Linked DNA regions of Homo sapiens: region 2 is linked to region 1. A link is a contact called in ENCODE Hi-C data. All regions are on one chromosome and are shown on one strand. Each heading gives the region's core, a stretch centred on a gene start or an enhancer-like site at or near the end of the contact. The rest is flanking DNA. Distances are from core to core; before and after follow the strand shown.

What was found. Hi-C counts contacts between places; a loop is a spot of excess contacts on that map. Pooled maps may share reads with other maps.
Region 2: a loop to region 1 is called in a map of CD8-positive, alpha-beta T cell, with 22 times the contacts of the local background. The contact joins the promoter of ISOC1 here to the promoter of CSNK1G3 in region 1. A Hi-C loop is called at or near these places in 2 of 168 maps with a recorded cell type or tissue (CD4-positive, alpha-beta memory T cell and CD8-positive, alpha-beta T cell) and 7 of 50 pooled maps.

The regions. Positions count from the first base shown.
Region 1 is chr5:123,509,735-123,515,771 of GRCh38, forward strand. CSNK1G3 (casein kinase 1 gamma 3) reads left to right here and starts at 2,443. Exons shown (of 14, transcript NM_001364140.2): 1 at 2,443-2,836. RefSeq lists enhancers at 2,155-2,214, 2,375-2,584, 3,615-3,764 and silencers at 2,765-2,854, 3,025-3,094.
Region 2 is chr5:129,092,482-129,098,518 of GRCh38, forward strand. ISOC1 (isochorismatase domain containing 1) reads left to right here and starts at 2,268. Exons shown (of 5, transcript NM_016048.2): 1 at 2,268-2,594. The coding sequence starts at 2,286. LOC124901060 (a long non-coding RNA gene) reads right to left here and starts at 4,298. Exons shown (of 2, transcript XR_007058926.1): 1 at 4,068-4,298; 2 at 445-2,918. MIR4633 (microRNA 4633) reads left to right here and starts at 5,207; the gene lies at 5,207-5,285. RefSeq lists a silencer at 1,886-2,665.

The DNA.
Region 1 (6,037 bases), core at 1,193-3,692:
TAATCTGGCTGCTTAGGTTGGAGCATCATGCTATAAGATAAAGAGTTTTGCTTGCAATGCCTGTGTATTGGCTTTTCCTTCATTAATATAAGCTGTTTTCACATTGCCAATTTTTCATATATATACATACTTTTTTTTTTTTTTTTTAGACTTAGTCTCACTCTGTCGCCCAGGCTAGAGTGGAGTGGCGCTATCTCCACTTACTGCAACCTCCGCCTCCCAGATTCAAGCGATTCTCCTGCCTCAGCCTCGAGAGTAGCTGGGATTACAGGTGCACACCACCACACCTGGCTAATTTTTGTATTTTTAGTAGAGATGCGGTTTTGCCACATTGGCCAGGCTGGTCTTGAACTCCTGACTTCAGGTGAACCACCTGCCTCGGCCTCCCAAACCAATTTTTCTTATAAGTTAATAGAATGACCTGAAAATTTAATTGCCTCCTACCTAGGTTACTTGCTTTTTTTTTTTTTTTTTTTGTTTTGAGAAAAGATCCTACTATGTGGCCCAGGCTAGCCTTAGACTACTGGGAGATCCTCCTGCCTCAAGCCTCCCAAGTTCCTGGGACTACAGGCATTCACCACTACACCAGGCTTTGCCAATTTTAATCTATAGGAGCTTATAGGCCAAATTTTAACCAAAAGTCTTCCCTGCAGTGTTAAAAATGTAAACATTTATTCCCATACGTTTCTAATATAATTTAATAAATACTAGTCAAGTGAAACAGTGGGAGTGGAGAAGGAACAAAGAAATCTGTAACTGGTTGTGAGCAATTCGTTGTAAGTACCACCGTACTTAGACCAGCCCATTTTTAATTTAAAAATGTGTTTTGATCATATATTTATACACTTGACTTTCTCAACCATTTATGAAAACTTAGAAGAGTGGGTGTTCTTTATCAAAACTGAGTTTTTTGAGGTAGAGAGAATAAAATGGTTTGTTGGGAGTTGAGGACAATATTTAGAGTTTCCTGTGTTGCAGACACTTCTCTTCTATTGAGTGAGATGTTGTTAACTTTGTTTCTTGTCTATTAGTGGGTCCTGGGAGAGATCAGAAATTCTGGGATATGTCATCTGCCCTAGGCAAGTCATTCACAATTCTGAGCATGCATACATCTTAGCTGCTTTTGAGTCTCCTACAGAATGATGGTGTGGTAAGCATGGAGCAAAGCTCTTATCACTACCCTTCTAAGGCTGGTGATGCTAGTCACTTCTTAACTTCCAGTTTGGGGAAGAAGTGAGAAGAGAGGTTTAAAAAAAAGGCACTGTTGTATTACAAACCAAAATCAAAAACAGATTTCTATACTAACTACCCTTCCAAAGGTAACACATTAGCTATACCGTTAATCTAGCAAAGCAGGGAGGAAAATGAAGGAGTGCATTTGTTTCATTAGTCTTTTCGTTTTGAGAGGTAGACAGGAGAGATAGAGATACACAAGACTCAAGTTTCTTGATACAGTAAGTATATTAAGAATATAAACGGGTTTGATAAAATGAACATTTAAAAAACATGGCACCAGGCTGATTCTTCTTCCTGCACACCTTAATGCCTAACTTTTGAAAGGACTTGAGACATAAGAATCACAATTTTAAAAAATTATAGTTTCCATGCCTTCATGGTGGATCAATTTCCATAGAAGTCTACCAAAATGACTTATCTCCATCCCAGGGAAGCAACTGCAAGAGGGAAAATGAAAGGAATGCAGTCTTTCTATGTAGGCAGAGTGGACTTAAGTGTGAGTCAGAAACACCGATTTCAGTTTGTGCGCTGCAACTTGATAACTTGGGTGATGTTTGGCTTCTCAGAACTTTGGGAGGTGAATTTGAAAAACAGGTAATGCCACACTATATAGTTCAGAGGATTACCTCAGCTTACAAACAGCAAATGAGACGCAAATGTGAGCCATAATTCACATTTCTAAGCAGTTGGAGCCCTGATATGGCACTGGGGTTACAAACAAGCGGGGAAAAATGTCAACCCAGTGATGTCATACTCCTAGGCCGGGCCCTAAGATTTTTTTGGAACCTGGCGGGCTGAGCACAACAGGGAAAGCCTCAGCACCCTGACTTGGCACAATGGTACCCTTAAGGCTCTTTGCTCACTCAGTTCTTAGTAGCTCTCCTAAAGCATGGTGGTGTTCTCTTCCAGTTCTCTGCGTAGACTTTGCTATGCTTCTCCGCCCACTGCTTCATCCAGAGAAACACTCGTATCCACAGCCTCTCCCCACTTTCCCTCACGCACGGCTCTAGAAAGACGGGGATAGGGCGCGGCTTAGGCTTTATACACCTTGCCAGCCAATGACCGCGCCGTCTCCTTTCCGGTCGGCGATCCGACCAATCCAAGAAGGTTGGTGCAATCTTCGGCTCTACTCGGCTGTTTTCGCTGATGCGGGCAGCTTGGGGGCCGCCGCCGCTAAACAGACGCTTTCCTTTTTAATTTTTTTTCCATGTGTTCACTTCCGGGTCCGGCGTCGATCCGGATGCCCGAGGCAGAAGGATGTTTGACCTCCGGATAAGCGAGGCGCTGCTGTGCATTCATTCCGGGCTGCATCGGTGGCGACAGCAGAGGCTCGGGCGGCGACTCTCCGGCCAGCGGCGGCGGTAGGAGGCACCAGCGGCAGTGCAGGGACCGAATCCGAGCAGCGCTGCGTTACCTCTCTCTCTCGCTCCTTCCCCCCTACCTCGCTCGCTCGCTCGCTCGCTCCCTGCGTGGCTCGCTTTCCTCCTCCGGCCGCCGGCGGGTGTGATGTGCCGCCGCCGCTGCCCCCGCCGGCGCTGACGGACTGGGGGCGCCGCCCGCGCCCGGGACCGACCCCTCTGCTCGCGGCCGCGCCTTTGAGGTAAAGCCCCCTGCGCGTAGGTGCTCCGCTGCCAGCCCCGGCCCGGCGGCTGCCTCGGCGCGGCCGCGGCGCCCTCCCTCCCGGGTGGGGCTGGGGTCCCGGGCGGGTGGGGTGGGGTGCGGCGGGGGCGGCGCCGCAGGCGCGGGTGTCGGGGGAGGGGTGGGCGAGGACCATGGCGGGTGGCCCGGAGGCGTGGGCAGGAGGGGGCCGCGGTCGGAGGCTGAGGGCGCGGAGGGCTAGGGGGCAGCGGGGGCCGCGGGTGGCGGGTCGGGCTGGGTGCAAAAGTTGCCGGAGTGGTGCGGCGCGACTGGGGCGGCGAGGGAGGTGGGCCAACTGGGCCGGCGGGGGCTTCCTTAGGAGAGATTGGGAGGTGGGGAGTGTCGCCCACGGTGCTCCTTGACTGTGTCCAGACAATTACCTTTGGAGTAGGGGCTTCAGGCAGGAAGGAGGCATGGATAGGCTGGGAGGAGGCGACGGGGGCCAGCGTTCAGCTCAGGGATAAACTTCCCGTTGGAGTGTTTAAGGGGTTGGGTGGGGGGACACAGGGATTTACCTGTTTCTTAGAGCTTTGACTCAGCTCAAAACTTAACCAAGACATTAGTCAAAGGTTAGCAAAATCACTCTGATGGTTACTCTCATGGTGCCGGTTTGTTTGTTTATCCCACATGCAGGGGAAGTGACACTGAGAAGCATCGGGTCTCTTGGTCCACAGCCTCCACATTTCTTTTCAGCAGGATGAGGAGGGAGATGTGTGTCTACTCGTGGGGTGGGGGTAGTGAGGCCTGTGTCATGGTCATTCCCCTTCTCCCACCTCATGTTTTAGGGAGGAAAAGTTCAGATGGGGGAGAGAGTGAGTGTGCCTGTGTGTGTGGGAGACAGCTACTGTTGATACACTGTGTGAATTACTTTCAACTCTTTTGTAGTAAGCACCCAGGCTGGTCAGTGGCTCCTTTTAAATCTTCTATTAAAATATTTACTTTAAATTAGAGAATTAAAAATGTACTTATTTTTAATGAATTAAGAAAATAAGTCATTATTTTACTTTTTGCAATTACTTAGTCCGATTCAAATGACATTTGGCCACAGATATGAGAGATGGCAAACTATATCTAAGATGGGATATAAAATGAAAAGTATATACTTTTTAAAGATGTTTCTTTTTAAAGATGTTTCTTTGAAGAATATTGGCTTTCCCGGTAAATTTAGAAGAAAAACATTACAGAAATTGTGAGAATAATGTGGAATTAGATGTGAAACTAGTTTAAGAAAATATTTTTCACCAAAAAAATCAGATCTGGTGTGTGACATTAATAGCTTTCTTTTTTTTTGAGCTGTACTTAGTGTATTTTGTAATTATTTACAAACTTTGCTCCAGTTGTATCTTAGGATAAATTGTCTTATTCTTTTGTATAGTTAACCTTTATAGTTGCACAAAAGATAAAAGATAAAAATTACCTTTATGGACATTGGAAGAAAGATGTTATCAAATACATTGTGTGGCTTTGACATACATTCTTAGCAGAATGTACAGACACTTCTGCTTTATGTGAACTGGCATTTCTGAATATGCATTAAATAGAAGTAATTATTGAAATGGGAGACAGAAAGGTTAATTTTAATGTTGTTATGAATGACATTTTTTTGGGGATCTTGAGAAACGATTGTCTTTACTGATGATTTATTATAGTCATCCACCCCCTTCTGCCATTCATCAGCTTAAACATTAGTGTGTTATGTAATTATTGACATTTTCATCATTAGATTTAGCAAGCATTTACAATATATTAACAAAATCTTCAGTACATGAAAGGCATTTATTACTTCCTTGAAAATAAAGGACTGGAATTAGTGGAATCAAGGAATAGTTTAATTCAACCAGGACCACCTTTACTCTGTGGCAAGGATGGAACAGTGGGTAGAATATGAAGATGAATGAGACTCAGTACTGCCTTCAAGGGAGAAGCAGACATACACAGAGGTAATTCACAGATTCCTGTGGGTTTTGTTGGAGGTGTATTGGAAGCATGGGGTGTGTGTGTGTGAGATACTAATTTTTGACTGGGAAATTTTGAATGGATGTAGAGCTGGTAACACTCCATCTGGGCCTTAACATAGTTTAATAGGCAAAATGGGGACTGAGGGGGTGATGGTGGGGGTAGTTTTCTCGGTGAAGGGAACAGCCTGAGGAAAGGCATGTGATTGTGTTATAGGGCTTGTTGAACTGGACATAAGGCTGTTTTGCCAGGAGGTCTTTGTGGGAGAAGCTATGAAAGTAGGTGGAGATCAGGCCATGGAAGTTCAGCTTGTATTTAAAGATGAGTCAGTTTGAGGCATGAAGGTCCAAATGTACAGATCGTAGGCTGACAGTAGGTAGGCAAATAACGATAGTAAGTTTAAGGAAACAAGTTATAATAAAATAGTCAATTTTCTATCATTGGCACTACTGAAGGAAAGCAGAAAAGTATATAATCCAAAACAATCTATATATAGTTTCGTTAAATTTCTTTATTTGCATTTAAATATGGGTGTGTCTGGTAATCTAGTAATTGGTTATACATGAAATCAATCCAGACTGTAAAAATGTGACTCAGGAAGAAATGAGAAGCTCTCCAGTTACTTCTCTGTGTCTCCTCTGATCCATCCTGTAATCCTCTCCATGCTGGGAGTAGACTTATTCTGGTATAGTTTATTGTTTCAGATGTTTTTCAGAATGGAACAAGCGGTTGTTTTGTTCCAAAGGGCTTCCCAAAAGGATGTGTCAAATTAAATAGAAGGAATGCTGAAGTATTGAATAACAAAATATAGGTCATTGAATAGTTATATTATTGTTAATAGTGAGATTTGCTGTGGATGAGATGAAATGTAAAGAATGTATATTTTCACAGAAAGTGGTTTTAATGAAGTAATTATAAAAGAATCTGTACGTGAGGAAAATTGATAGTAACAGAGGGATGATAAGATGAGAAATTTTCACAGTTCGGGATTAACGTGTGTGAGGTTTTTAAGTCATCTTAAATATTAGACGACCCTAAAATAATGTAACCCCACACTTAATCATTATCAAAGGAGTGCTTAGAAAAAAAAATCAGTTTATAAATGCAAGTAAAATCATGTTACAGGGAAAATTGTTTGAAGTTTTTTTTTCTTCTCCTAATTATTCCCCTCTTAGCTTCCCTAATTATTCCCCTCTTAGTATTCAAA
Region 2 (6,037 bases), core at 1,018-3,517, 5.6 Mb after region 1:
TTGTCAAATGTTGCTGTTAACTGGGAAAGGTGAGAAATAAGCCTTTGTTTTATCAGTCTATTGAGATTTTGGGGTTTGTTTCTGTAGCATATTAATGTATTAATCAATACTGTGTAATATACCTTCTTGATTTTCTTGGAATTTAGATTCTAAAAGTAAGCATTTAACATTAACTAATAAAGCTACTGAGAGTCCTATATGAGAAAATTTTGGGCATTTGGTCCATAATATGATCTTGTCAATTAGAACAGTTATTTTCTACTTGTCATTTGAATATTCATTTATGGGGTCTTACTCACTTTTTCTGGTAACATTTATAAAAATTATCTTAATAATTGTATTTCTGAGGATAATAATTTATCACTGAAATGTGCATTCACCTCCCTTTTGCAGCCCAGTGATGCAGAGGTTGATACACAGTTGATATTCAATAAATGGTAAATGTGCCCATCAAATATCTATTTTATTAATGTTATTTAACATGCTATTACCACAATGATTGCACCATTAAACTAGGTTGTCAAGGACCAATCTCAGACAGCACAATATATATGGAAGTTGATTTCCTTACTGAAGGGTCAGAAACCTAATTTAAAAACATGAAAGGGAAATGAAGTATGTTGACTCACGGCCATGAGGGCCACGGCAGAAGACTGTGTAGATGCCAAGGTCCTCGCTGAGGATGTCTGAAGTCTAGGCCAATCTCTAATCTCCAACCTACTCTGTGTTAGGAGGCTTTACAGGGTGGAAGGAACACTTTTATTAGTCCACCCAAAATAGGTAGGTACCTTTTGGTAATCAGGTCTTGAGGGGGTACACTTATTAGCACAAATCAGCATATCTGCATATAGAAGACCTTGCAATGGAGTGGTATCCGGAAAAAAATATCATTTTGGGTCTGACGGGTTCAGACAACACTTTTAAATGGGATCTCTCAAAGTGTGATGAGAACCAGAAAAAAATGGCTATTTCTAGTAGCTTCGGTACAATTGAGCAAGAAACACCAAAGGATGGTCTTTTCATAACTTTAAAGCAGTGTGGTTCTCAAGTAGGGGGTATATTTGCCCTCTGGGGAATATTTGGCAATGTCTGGAAACATTTTTGATTGCCATAACTAGAGGGAGGAGCGGTCACTAGGCATCTAGCGGGAGTAGAAGCCGGTGATGCTGCTAAATATCCTGCAAATGCACAAGATGCCCCATCCCCAAGAAAGAGAAATGTCCATTCCAGAAGTCAACAGTGTCAGTTGGGAAACCCTGCTTTAAAGGTTATTTTCTTAGAAGAGGACAGCTTTAATACCTAAAATCTAATTTTATGTTTAGGCCCATGCCTATCTTCGCAGGACTCAATTCCAAGGAAATTCTGTTCATAATGCATGCTTTCTAATTCCAGTTAATTATAGCGCCTTACAGTGTGCAGAAGGCAGAGGATTGTTTTATTTGAAAGTGATCCCTTTTACTTACTTAAAAACAGATATCCTTAGTTTCAATATAAAGTTCAGATTTTTGCTTTTAATAGTATTTATATTCCCAAATCCAAGTCCTCCCAGAAATAGGTTGAGATGAAGGGAGGCCAGATATCAAATCCATTCCTAGAGATATTGTGTTCTGTGGGACCGAAAAAAGACAAAACTTGAACCTTGACTGGCCCTCTAAGGATTAAATTCTGCTGCTCTTCTTAGGGTATCTATCGGACTGTCCCTTTGGTTGTAAGATACCACTGCCATCTCGAGGAGGACTGCATGCTTCTGCACAGAGCCAACAGGTAACTCGTCCTGGCGGCTCTGTGTACCCAACCACAACCCTAGACTGCCAAGAACACTGCTCATTCGAAGGCGAGCGAAGCCGCGAAGAGGGCCAGCGTTAGGGGAAGGGTGGTACAAACCCTTGTGTGAGCTGCAGCACCGGGGCAAGAACAACGGGCAGCCCAGGCGGGTCTTGGGTCTGCGAGACCACTAGGCGTTCTGCCGGCAGTCAGAACCGCGGCAGAAAGGGCGCGAGCGGGGAACTGCGGGAACGCAGCGGCCCGGGAAGCTGGAGGGGGCGGACCCGGCCGGCGAGCGCAGGCGCTCCCTGGCTCACGCGCGCACCCCGGCCCCACCACCCACCCTTACGCCGCGGCCCGCCCTCCGGGGCGGGTAAGAGAGCGCGCGAGCAGCGGTCGTCAGGACACGCCCCTTCGCCTCCGCGAGCTGGCGGGCGGGCTGGCATCGCCGGGAGGCGGGGCCGCGGCAGCCGGCTGGGTGCGACTGGGCGGCCTCGGAGCTCGCAGACGCTCGGGGGAACATGGCGGCTGCGGAGCCGGCGGTCCTTGCGCTCCCCAACAGCGGCGCCGGGGGCGCGGGGGCGCCGTCGGGCACAGTCCCGGTGCTCTTCTGTTTCTCAGTCTTCGCGCGACCCTCGTCGGTGCCACACGGGGCGGGCTACGAGCTGCTCATCCAGAAGTTCCTCAGCCTGTACGGCGACCAGATCGACATGCACCGCAAATTCGTGGTGCAGCTGTTCGCCGAGGAGTGGGGCCAGTACGTGGACTTGCCCAAGGGCTTCGCGGTGAGCGAGCGCTGCAAGGTGCGCCTCGTGCCGTTGCAGATCCAGGTGGGTCCTGCGGGAGGCCGCGCGCTTCCCTGTTCCCGAGTCGTCCCCGTCCCCGTCCCTGTCCCCGCCTTCGCCGCGCTCCTCAGGTGCCCCGAGCCGCCCGGGACCCGGGCCCTGCGCGAGTGGCTGAGTCCGAAGGGCTGCGCGTCTTTCGCAAGTTCCGGGGCCGGCTGGGGAATGCCCCTGTCCAAAGGTGATGGTCACCAGCTGTCCCCGGCGGGGGCGTGGGCCTCGTAGCTGGTTTCAGCGCCCGCGAACGCCCCCACGTGTGTGGTCCTCGGTCGCCCGCATCCGCTTTTTATGCCAGGATCAGGTCCCAGCCTCCTGCGTAACCAAAGGGCTGTGCTGTAGTAGCTGTTTTTATTTTGGGGTGATGGGTGATGCAGAATGGGGGGAAATGAGATTGTGGGGAGTATTGGTCTTAGGGTTTGTTCCTAGAGTTGTGTTAACCACTTGCGGAAACGCAAACTTTGGGAGTCAAACCCATTCCCCCCCGCCTTCCCAGGCTCTCAGGTCCTTGGGCTTAAGAGTTCCCTAACCTTAAGCAAATAACCATTTGCTTAGCCTCCTCTTAGTAAAGTGTCTACTGACTTGATTACGTTTTGTCGTCTGCATTGAAAAAGTCATTTGACTCCATGATTGTAATTCCTTCTTGAATACAAATACCCAACTTAAGCTAGACCTTGAGTTCCTGGGCCTGCTGGCTGGGAAAGTTGTTCTACCTGAGGACTACTTAACAGCATTTATTTTAAGCTGTGCTCTCATGCTAGGCGGGTTAATCTTCCGCCCTCTTTAGGATCAGATTGTTCACTGGCGAATTTATATTTTGGAAAGGAAAGAATATAAGGTATAATTTAGGTAGTACACTGTCGATATCATTTCTTTAGCTGAGAAACTGATAAGTCATTTTTTCAGAAGACCAAACTGAAATGTGGGATTCGGGGATAAAAGGTATTTTAATATTTAAGTGTCATTTTCTTTCTTTTTTGTTTTTAGTTTTTATGGGCACATAATAGTTGTACATATTTATAGGAGACGTGATATTTTGATTCAAGCATACAGTGTAGTGATCAAATCAGGGTAATTGGAATATCCATTACCTGAAACATTTATCATTTATTTCTTTGTTCCAAATTCATTTTTGTAGTTATTTTGAAATATACAATAAATTATTGTTAACTATAGTCACGCTATTGTGCTACTGAACACTAGAGCTTATTCCTATTATCTGTGTTTTTTGTACCCATTAACAGTGCCATTTTCTGAGGATTATTCCCTAGTTTTTTTCCGCTGTAGTTGGCAGCTGAATTGATGATGTTTCCTGTCACCCCAACACCTGTGCCAGAAGTGTCCAAAGCAGGTACTTTAGCTTCGATAAAGTTCCTGCATTCAGAGGACAAAGTCAGAGACTGCACTCTCTGCCAGTGGAGAACCTGGAACTGGATACAGTGATCTGATACCCCAGAATCTTACCTGCTGCTCAGATAGGGAATTGCAGTTCTTAGGTGCTTAAGACTCCTCATTTTTATGTCTTCAAGCGTTTTCGTGTCTGACACCTCTCTGCAGCCTTCCTTGTCAGTCCTTTTACGTTACTGCTGCCAGAATACTCAGATGTTGGATGCACCTTTGAGAAGTCCATTTATAAAGGCTAGAATCCAAATACTAACTGCGGAGGTCTGGGACTAAGGATGCAGACTTCTTTATGAAGCATTTCCTGTTACGGCTTGGAGGGAGGCTGGGCTCTTATCTAAGATAATGCTATTCTAAACTAGGCCCCAGCTCTGTAAGAGTCCCCGCCTTCCAAGATAGGATTTTTATATTTGAAAATTTCAGGGCCTTGGTCTGGCAACTCTTAAAAACATTCTAGAAATTAATGAAATGTATGTACCTGAAAACGCTTGTACATTCTCAAAAGGCGTTATATAATTCTGGTCACCTGTAGCTTTTGCAGTGTTTTGCTTGGTATAGGAGATTATGTATAGTTCACTTTTTTTTGGTGAGGTTTAAAATAACAATAGCATTACTCTACTCCCTCTTCAGAAGAAATTTTTCCGCCAACTAGTCTAATAATTCTTAAGCATTAGTTATATTTTTGCATTTATATAGCTTTATATTTTTAATTCTTTAAAAATATTTTCTCTTCTATATTATCTCATTTTAGTAGTTATACTTTGACTTCTTCAGCCTGATGCCTCTCCTAGCTTAGAGGTAGATAAAGGAAGGGGATAGATACATAAATATGCACACACTGTGTATCGTATATACCTTCTGATACCGATTTATGTCTATATGAGAAGAGAGAGATATATATACACACATACATATATATGCATATGTGTGTATAATCTCAGAAAGTCATGATATTTCTCATGACTACTGTACACTATATTCTTTGGAACCTAACAGCATAATCCTAGAGACTTGGATGTTTTATGGCTGTAAGAGACCATACAGTTCATTCCACAACATGTGAGTGGCAGCTTTAAATGCCTGGCACAGTGAATGCAAACTTGGATTCAATTCTTGTTCCTTACCTAATAAATGAACTTTCACTTTGAGGAAGTGCAGAAGAACATAGGGAGGTGGAGGTGAGTAACTTGCTGCAGGTTACATGGCAAGTCTCCGCATATGCCTGGCTAGCTCCTCCACAAATGCGTGTGGAGGAGCTAGCCAGGCATATGCAGAGCGTCACTTACAGCCGAACACAGCACTACTGCTTGCATGTTTAATGAGAATTGAGCAGTCTGGAAAACAAGTCACAAACTTGAGCTCTTGTTTGTTCATTTGTCTTGGTGCTGCTCCTTGTTCTTTGGAATAAATGCTTGTCACTTAGGAAGACTCAAGGTGGCCTATCGGTGAGTCCATGTTACTGGGGATGGTTGGCCCCTTCTTGAAGGCAGGGACAAAGAGCACAAGTTTGGCCACATGTAGTTCATTGCGTAAATAGTGATTTATTATTTCTCCACACTTGGGCCCTGGAGCCTCTGTGGCCCTGGCTCACGTACTGTTAGTCTAGAATGTATTCTTCATTTGCGCCGTGGTATGAGTTGCCTTCGTGCTTATTCTGACAGCTGTGGCTGATGACCTTGTGAAACACAGTGGCTGCCTTTGCCACACTGCACCCGTGCTTGTTAGTGGTTCTATGAGAACTGATCTTTAAGACCCCCCATTGCCAGTATTAGGCTGTGGTAAGTTTTTGGTGACTTCTTTTCTTAAATATTCTGTCAAAGTAACAATGTCTGCCGACAGCTCAGGTAGATGAAGGCATAGCTCATGTTTCATGCTTGGTTTGTATGTCTGCAGCTTTGCCAAATGCTTGAGATCTGATGAATTTTGAGACACGGGAAAGAATATAAATGAGAGGATTATGTAGTGGGGATTTACGTCATTTTTATGACTTAAAAGTTTTAATTTTTCAAAAGGTATTTTGTAAGTTTTAGGTA